Linked DNA regions of Homo sapiens: region 1 is linked to region 2. Evidence: chromatin contacts called from ENCODE Hi-C or POLR2A ChIA-PET data. All regions are on one chromosome and are shown on one strand. The core of a region is the stretch at or near the end of the contact, and the rest is flanking DNA. Distances in the headings are between cores, read along the strand shown.

The links. A loop is a pair of places that touch in the nucleus more often than their neighbours do. ChIA-PET counts read pairs that join two places held with the same protein, here RNA polymerase II (POLR2A). Pooled maps may share reads with other maps.
Region 1: a loop to region 2 is called in a pooled map, with 2.2 times the contacts of the local background. The contact joins the enhancer-like site here to the promoter of CFAP20DC in region 2. A Hi-C loop is called at or near these places in 10 of 37 single-sample maps with no recorded cell type and 8 of 50 pooled maps. POLR2A ChIA-PET finds 5 or more read pairs at or near these places in 1 of 52 experiments (PC-3).

What each region holds. Positions count from the first base shown.
Region 1 is chr3:58,678,744-58,683,219 of GRCh38, reverse strand. The region is part of intron 2 of LOC105377109 (a long non-coding RNA gene); the gene reads right to left. Among named protein-coding and RNA genes, the nearest start is that of FAM3D, 14 kb to the right of the region's middle. Within about 2 kb of position 3,144, at least 2 of the 41 ENCODE cell types and tissues checked have a DNase peak (open chromatin) inside an H3K27ac peak, as active enhancers do.
Region 2 is chr3:59,047,902-59,052,100 of GRCh38, reverse strand. CFAP20DC (CFAP20 domain containing) reads left to right here and starts at 2,076. Exons shown (of 17, transcript NM_001394063.1): 1 at 2,076-2,490. The coding sequence starts at 2,470.

The sequences.
Region 1 (4,476 bases), core at 1,895-4,394, 370 kb after region 2:
CTGGGTGTCCTGAGAATTCAAAGATGACTGTAACCTGGTCCTTCTTTCAAGGAGCTTACAGACAAGGACAGATGGCACACAGATAATGCAAGTCATTCCTTCGTTAGCACATATTTATGGAAGGCTGCCAGAGTGGCAGACACTGCGCTAAGCATGTGACCAGAGAAGGATAAAGACCTGCCCAGCTGGAGGAATCAGTCAGATTGCGGAGAGCCTCGGTGGTATGCTGGAGCCAGTTCATACCAGCTTGCCAGAGCCAATTGTTAAATTTTTGGGAATCTTGTGATCCAGTAGCTAAACAGTCATTATTAAAAGTTAAATTATTTTAACTTACAAGTAAACACATTATATTAAAAACAAACGTTGGCCAGGTACAGTGGCTCATACTTGTAATCCCAGCACTTTGGGAGGCCAAGGTGGGAGGATTGCTTGAGCTCAGGAGTTCGAGACCAGCCTGAGCAACATATGGAGAGCCCACCTCTAAAAAAAATTTTAAAATTTTTTCTGGGTGTGGTGGTGCATGCCCGTGGTTCCAGCTACTCAGGGAGCTGAGGTGGGAGGATCACTTGAGCCTGAGAAGTCAAGCTGTGAATGTACCACTGCACTCCAGCCTGGGTGACAGAATCAGACCTGGTCTCAAAAAAAAAAAAACCAAACACTCAAAACCCGTCAGTTCCCAATGATTTTTCTACCTCTTACTATTATCTATGCTCTTGAAGTTATTTACATATAGTGTATCTGCATGGTAGAAATATCACATAGTGGTGTGCTACTGTGCATATCTTTCCAGCTACACATTAGTGATTTCACAGTGGTAGCTTGAAATTAGTCATAGCGTGTGCATTTACATCATGGAAATTGACAAACACTATAAATTGGAGCTTGATTTTTTGTTCTGTTGATTGTCTAAACCCTAGGCTTAAGAAAGGATAGAGAAAATGTTAATAATGCAGATTAAACATTAAGGTATGGGCTGTCTGTGGCCATTACGTTGTGAATGGAAAAAAAAGGAAATGTTCTTCCAGTATTCAAAAACTGTTATCTGATTCAGCAAAGAAGTCATTCATGTCACTGTGATTGAGTGGAGTATTGACTGTGTCTTCATTGTTTCACTTTCATCTTATTCATTAATATAAATGAAAACATCAACCAATGTTCATGACAAAACTACACTCATTCATTTGATGACCTGAGAGACCTCTTCGCTAAATGGGAAACTAAGCAACCATATATTCACAGTCTACTTTTGTCAAATCATGGTTAAATTGCAACTACAGGTTGGCTAATTCAAGAAGCTGGCAAAAATGAGTGAAAGTATGCTGTAGGCCAATTGGCTGTGTGGAATTTACAGTGGGTATTATATATCTTATTATTATTTAAATTTCAAGGTATGTGTTTGCTACACAACCTCAATACCAGTAAAACATAACCCATTTATGTATGTACAGACAAGTATACATTTTTTTCTCTGGAGAGTTAATTGACAAACATTTATCAGCCCAGCACTGGTGGAGACAGGTAGAGGACAATCAGTGAGTCAAGAGCAAGCCTCAGGGTACCCACAAAGTCCTGCAGGAGTGGAGGGGCATGGTTTCTCGCTCACACTGAAAGGGTCTGAATGGGGTGATTTCTGACCTGGGTTCTGCTCTCAATGATGTTAGGAGGATGTGGTGAGACACTGGTCCTCGACATCACCCTGTCCCTGGTCTGGTCACCCAGCCCCACGCTGGGCCTCCTTGGATTTGAATGAGGAAGGAGGCATTTGGAGAACAGTATCAGTCACAGTGTTCCCTTTGCTGCTCCATGTCTGAGTCCTGGTTCCAGCACCCTCCACAGCCCTAGAGATGTGGGCCCCACCCCTGAGGCAGCAAGCCCTCCCTCAGCGTCAGGACCTCTTGCAAAGGAGGAGGGCAGTGAAGTCAAGGAGAGCACAGGGAAAGACAGCGGCTAAAAGGGCGGAAGCAGTCCCTGCTGAGCCAGGCTTCCTGCTGCACACTGGATCTGCATCTTCTCATTTCATCCTCACAACAACCCGATGGGGCATCTCTCTTAACAGCCTCATTTTACAGAGGACATCGGGGCTCAGAAAAACAAAATGACTTGCCCAAGCAAGCTCACACTGCTGCTCAGTGTAGGAGCCGGGATTTGAACACAGGCAACCAGACCACATGCATGCTAAAGTGATGGGTGAGGCCGGCTTCCTCCCAGGCATCTTAGTGATGATGAAATGTGAGCATGACAGGGAAGCATGAAGAAAAAAAGAGCCTCACCCATAGCTATGATCATGATGGAGATGACAATGAAGATGAGATGATAATGATGACGATGATCTATGAGAATCAGAAATAAAATCCTTTCATTTCATTTGATTTTCAGATTTCTTTAGGGATGGACTGATTACTCCAACTAGCAGGAAACACATTTTTCATTCTTTTCACACATTTTTATTGAGCTCCTACTATATTTTAGGCATGGGAGACAAAGCCAAAAAAAAAAGCAAGACAGGCAAAAGGAAACAAATGGCAGCATCCCTCTGATGGTGTCCACCCCAGATTGTACCAGGAAGTGGGTCTCCTCTTGCTTTTCCTCATATCCACAGACCCCAGCCTGCTTTCTGGCCCAGAGAAGGTATTCATTAAGCATTTGTCGATGAACAGCTGGACCGAGGAATGCCATAAGGCTTGGTTATACCAGAGCAGCGGCCTTCCCTGCCCCACTCCAAAGCTGCCTGTGCACAACCTGCAAAAGGAAATTCCCAGGGGTCCTTTTGGTCCCCAGATGTGCTCAATGTCTGCGTTCTCTGAGCTGCTCCCACCCTCAGGCTGCCCCTGGGAGAAGACCCACCAGCCCACATGCCTGGCTGGCCCACCCACTCAGAGCCTGGCTCCTAGGAGGGAAATTCCAGGTCACCTACCTCAGTGGGGCCTCTGCCTCCCCTAAGTCACTGGAGAAGCCAGGACAAGAGGGCAAATTCCAGCCAGCCCAGCTGCCTGGAAGCCAGGGAGGGTGAGTACTCCCTCTTTGAATAAAAGGACAACAGCTGTAAACCCCAATAAAAAAAGCTATGAGGTGTCCATAAAGGCTTCCTTCCAGGATCTCTAAATCCCTGCCCCACCCAGACACTTCCTTAAACCTAGGAAGGCAGTGATGACACAGTAGGAGCTGCCTCTGGTTCACATCCTGAGGATTTCCCAGCGTTGTTAAACCTGTGCCCATGCCCGAGGAGGGTTTGCCCCTGGGAAGTTGGGCAAACACTCAGCCGAAAGGAAAGGCAGGTGGAGAAGCCACATAGAGTACTTATCCTGAACTTTATTATGATGATTCCAAAGTTACATCTGTTACCTGTAGAACAGAGAGAGTAGTATCAAGGAGAAAGTTAAAATCGCCAAAACACCTCCTCCAGGAAACAGCCATTTGGCAGTTTGCTGCATCTCTTGCAGTCTTTCGTCTCTATGTGGGTTTGTTTATTTACATTGTTTTCATCAGAACCATTCCCAGGATACTATTTTAAAATGCGTGACTATGTGGAAAGAAAAGGAGACATCCGATCCTATTTCCATAACATCACTAAGCCCCCACACCCCCATTTTTTGGCAGCCTTAAGAAGGATGAGAGAAACTCCGGAATTTATGGTTGGCACTGAAGTTAAATTATGGTAGATACTGAAGTTCTCACCACGCTGACAAGTGGAGGGTTGGAGTGAAATTTAACCTGATTTAGAAATATAAAGAAATATGATATTTCTTATACCCATGGCAGAGAGTAAAATTCATGCCAGCTGATGTATGGCTGCTTGGCTAGCAAGGAAAAAGGGAGAGAGAAACAGAGAAAAACAGAAAGGGAAAGACAAAGAACCAGAGAGAAGGACATATATATGCTTGTGAATGCATAGAAAATTCTAGAAAAATACTTAGAAATTATGAATAGTGGTTCATCTTCAAGAGTGAGTAAAGATGAGCATTTAAATAGATATTTCATATAGCTCTGCACTGTTCTGAATATTTTACCATAAACAAGTATTATTTTCATAATTCTTAAAACATTTGAAGTGATTTTCCCACTTCAAATATTATGAATAGGTTACATGGCAAAGGAGAATTAAGATTGCAGGTAAAATTAAGGTTGCTGATCAGCTCACCTTAAAATTGGGAGAATGGGGGGAACCTGGGCAAGACGGCTGAGTAGGAACAGCTCCAGTCTGCAGCTCCCAGCAAGATCAACACAGAAGGCGGGTGATTTCTGCATTTCCAACTGAGGTACCCGGCTTATCTCATTAGGACTGGTTACACAGTGGATGCAGCCCACAGAGGGTGAGCTGAAGCAGGGTAGGGTGTCACCTCACCCGGGAAGCACAAGGGATCAGGGAACTCCCTCCCCTAGCCAAGGGGAAGCCGTGAGGGACCGTGCCGTGAGGAACAGTGCATTCCGGCCCAGATACTACGCTTTTCCCATGGTCTTCAAAACCTGCAAACCAGG
Region 2 (4,199 bases), core at 827-3,326:
ATGAGTGCAGCATCAGATAAGAGTTCCTAACTGGTGCTGTGTCCGGAATCGGTGGGTTCTTGGTCTCACTGACTTCACGAATGAAGCCGCGGACCCTCGCGGTGAGTGTTACAGCTCTTAAGGTGGCGCGTCTGGAGTTTGTTCCTTCTGATGTTCGGATGTGTTCGGAGTTTCTTCCTTCTGGTGGGTTCGTGGTCTCACCGGCTCAGGAGTGAAACTGCAGACCTTCGCGGTGAGTGTTACAGCTCTTAAGGCAGCACGTCTGGAGTTGTTTGTTCCTCCTGGTGGGCTCGTGGTCTCGCTGGCTTCAGGAGAGAAGCTGCAGATCTTCGCGGTGAGTGTTACAGCTCATAAAAGCAGTGTGGACCCAAAGAGTGAGCAGTAGCAAGATTTATTGCAAAGAGTGAAAGAACAAAGCTTCCACAGTGTGGAAGTGGACCCCCAGCTAGTTGCCAATGCTGGCTCGGGCAGCCTGCTTTTATTCTCTTATCTGGCCCCACCCACATCCTGCTGATTGGTAGAGCCCAGTGGCCTGTTTTGTCAGGGCGCTGATTGGTGCGTTTACAATCCCTGAGCTAGACACGAAGGTTCTCCACGTCCCCATCAGATTAGCTGGATACAGAGTTTGGACACACAGGTTCTCCAAGGCCCCACCAGAGCAGCTAGACACAGAGTGTCAATTGGTGTACTCACAAACCTTGAGCTAAACACAGGGTGCTGATTGGTTATTTACAATCCCTGAGCTAGACGTAAAGACTCTCCACCTCCCCACCAGACTCAGGAGCCCAGCTGGCTTCACCTAGTGGATCCCGCACTGGGGCCGCAGGTGGAGCTGCCTGCCAGTCCCGCACCGTGCGCTCACACTACTCAGCCGTTGGGTGGTCGATGGGACTGGGCGCCGTGGAGCAGGGGGCGGCGCTCATCGGGGAGGCTCGGGCTGCACAGGAACACACGGAGTGGGTGGGAGGCTCAGGCATGGCGGGCTGCAGGTTCTGAGCCCTGCCCCGCGGGAAGGCAGCTAAGGCCTGGCGAGAAATCGAGCACAGTGCCGGTGGGCCAGCACGCTGGGGGACCCAGTAGACCCTCTGCAGCCACTGGCCCGGGTGCTAAGTCCCTCATTGCCCGGGGCCAGCAGGGCTGGCCGGCTGCTCCGAGTGCGGGGCCTGCCAAGTCCACGCCCACCCGGAACTCCAGCTGGCCTGCAAGCGCGGCACGTAGCCCGGGTTCCCGCTCGCGCCTCTCCCTCCACACCTCCCTGCAAGCTGAGGGAGTGGGCTCCAGCCTTGGCCAACCCAGAAAGGGGCTCCCACAGTGCAGTGGGGGGCTGAAGGGCTCCTCAAATGCCGCCAAAGTGGGAGCCCAGGCAGGGGAGGTGCCGAGAGCAAGCGAGGGCTCTGAGGACTGCCAGCATGCTGTCACCTCTCAGTGCCATATGACTTTGGCCAAGCCATTTAACCTTTCTGAGCCACAGTTCCTTAGCCAAAAATTGGCAATAGTACCTTCCATGTAAGAAGTGGCTCTGATCTAGAAACTAAATAAAGTAACTTAATAGTTACACTTAAGCCAGTGCTAGTCTCAATAAGTTATTATTTTCTACAAAAAAATCTTGGCTTCCTAGGGTCTTCTGAAACAATGAAAGGGTCCAGCAGACCCTCTTACTGCCTCAACGAACCCAAATTTGGGAACCTTCTAAGCAAAGGCCGCGTGAGGGTTCCATGAGTCCATGACTGTATCCCTCAGGAACCTACCAGTTATCTGTTTACCACGAGGAGAGACCAAACCGATGTGACAGTACTCTAGAAGAGTCCAGTACCTGGTATAGCCCTAATCCACGCTGAGTTTAGCCTTTTTAGTCGGCAGAGGTCATGACCTAAGTAAGGAGCGTGCTGCTCACCGTTTGGACCGCCCACCATTTCTCCAGGAGTCCCGCGGTTGCCTGGGCAACGCTACGTCACCGCGTATCCTCCCGTGCCCGTCGGCGAGAAGCCTAGAGAGCGCAACGCGCAGGCGCCCAGTGGGAACCAATGGGCGCGGCCGGAACGCGGGTGGCGCTCGGCGCTGCTCTTTCGCGGTTTGATTCTGGGGTGGGGCGGCAGCGGGAGCGCGCCCGCTTTTCCTAGGCCAGCGGGCGGTTGTCTGTGGCTCCGCGACTGGGCGCCCCGTCACGTAGGTTACACACACAATCACTCCCCAGGGACGGCCCGGAGTCCGTCCAGGCAGCTGCGCCCTCCCCAGACCCGGGCACCGCGGAGGCTGGAGCCGCAATGGTGCTGATGGAGGGCGGGAGATGGAGCTGACCAGGGGCCGGAGGGGCTGAGAAGAGCCTGCCCAAGTCTGGGCCAAGCACGAAGCCCTTTCCCACCCGTCGGGCTCCTGGGTTCCCGCCAGCCGATTTCCAGCCGTCAGGGTCACGCCACTCGCTGGAAACCCTGAACTCTGTGCCCCCCAAGCCCTGGGCCCCCTGCGGGAATGTTCAAAAATGAGTACCAGGTAACCCGAAACGGTTCTCCAACCTGTCTATACCTTTCTCCTCTTGGGTGAGGTAGTCCGTGATCGGGGTGAGGATAAAGTGCACCCTCTATCCCCATAATAAGGTCTTTTTCAGGGGTAAGACAGAATTAATGGGTGAATGCTGTTGACCCAGAGAGAAGGAAAAATTTACCAATGTCTAGGCGTATGATTTGGCTTTTGTTCACTCTCCAACTCAGTGTTTCTTAAGATGAATTAATTGTCTGTGATTCTACCTAAAATGGAGATCTTAAGCCCCACTGAAACCTCCTGAATCAGAATCTTGAGGGCAGGGCCCAGAAATCTTGAGTTTTAACAAAGCGCTTTGGAGACTCAGTATTCATGCAACACTGGTATCTCAGAAGCGATTTAGAAGAGTGAATGAGTGAATGCATGCATTGTTACATCAAGAAAGAAAATAAGCACTTTGGCTATGTGCTGTTTTATTTTTACAGAACTGGGAGTCAGTGAATCTCAGACGTTGGAGTACATCAGGCTTTCTTGGGGTGCTTGTAAACGTGCAGATTTCCTGACCCGCATCCCAGATCTGGTGAATCCGAATCTCTGGATGGGGGTCACTTGATTAAGCTTTTTAACTAGTTCCCCCAAGTGATTCCTATGCAGGGGGTCCAAGGATCACACTTGGAGAAACACTGCTTCTGGGTCGTCCTCAGTCACTTTGAGTATCCTAGAGTGTCTCGACCTGCTTTCCTCACCTCACTGGACACCTCCCTTCCTGGTCTCCTCTCCTCGCCTTTGCAAGAGGTTACACTCCTTGTTTACAGTCTGTTTACCATGCTAGTCCTGCTGTTCTGATGAACGTTTGTTACTGTATCTAATCAGTTCTCTACCCGTCTCCACCTCTTTATTGCTTCTGCCTTTTCATTCACCTAACACTACTTGCCTCATTATGAGTGCTCTCGGAGTAGTCTGCAGTTCTCTTTCTTCTGTCCCATTCGTTATCACTAATTGGGCTAGAACACTTTTAGAGAGTTTGTCTCACTTCTTATAGGTAAAATATATTATCAAAAAAACATGTGCCCACTACAGGAAACTTGGAGGACATGGGAAAGCAAAAAGCAGCAGGGAGAGTTTGCCGTCTCACCGAGTATGAGGGCTTTTGTCTTTTAAAACAACTAGCTGTCTCAAATTTAAATTCATAGTGAAATATTACCTGCCCTCACAAGCTATAGTAATTCTATCCCATATACAGTTTGCACGTAATACTGCCTAAGGAAGAAGACATTAAATGTCTTACCTCCAAGTGATCGTGTGTTATAACTGAGAGGCAAAAATATCTTTATATTACTGAGAAAAATTAAAAGCTGGAAATTCCTTACAGAAATTAGATTTGCTCACATATTGTTTATAATTCAAACCGTATTTAATCCTCATATAGGATTCTCATTTTTTGCAATAAATTCTTCCTTAGAGATAATTATCTTATTTAATTCCCCTTTCTTAAATAATTAAAGCTTATGGACATTCAGTAATATCTTCAGTGTGCTTACATAAGTGTGTCCTTCCATGTTCTCATGTTTACAATGGGGAACCAGTAGGCTGTCTGTAGACACAATATTTTATTTCTCTTATACAGATTTTATAGATCTTCACATTAATTTGTATTACATACGTAAAAATATCTTGTAGGAATGCTCAAAATAGGAATTTCCAAATCCCTCCCAGGCCTT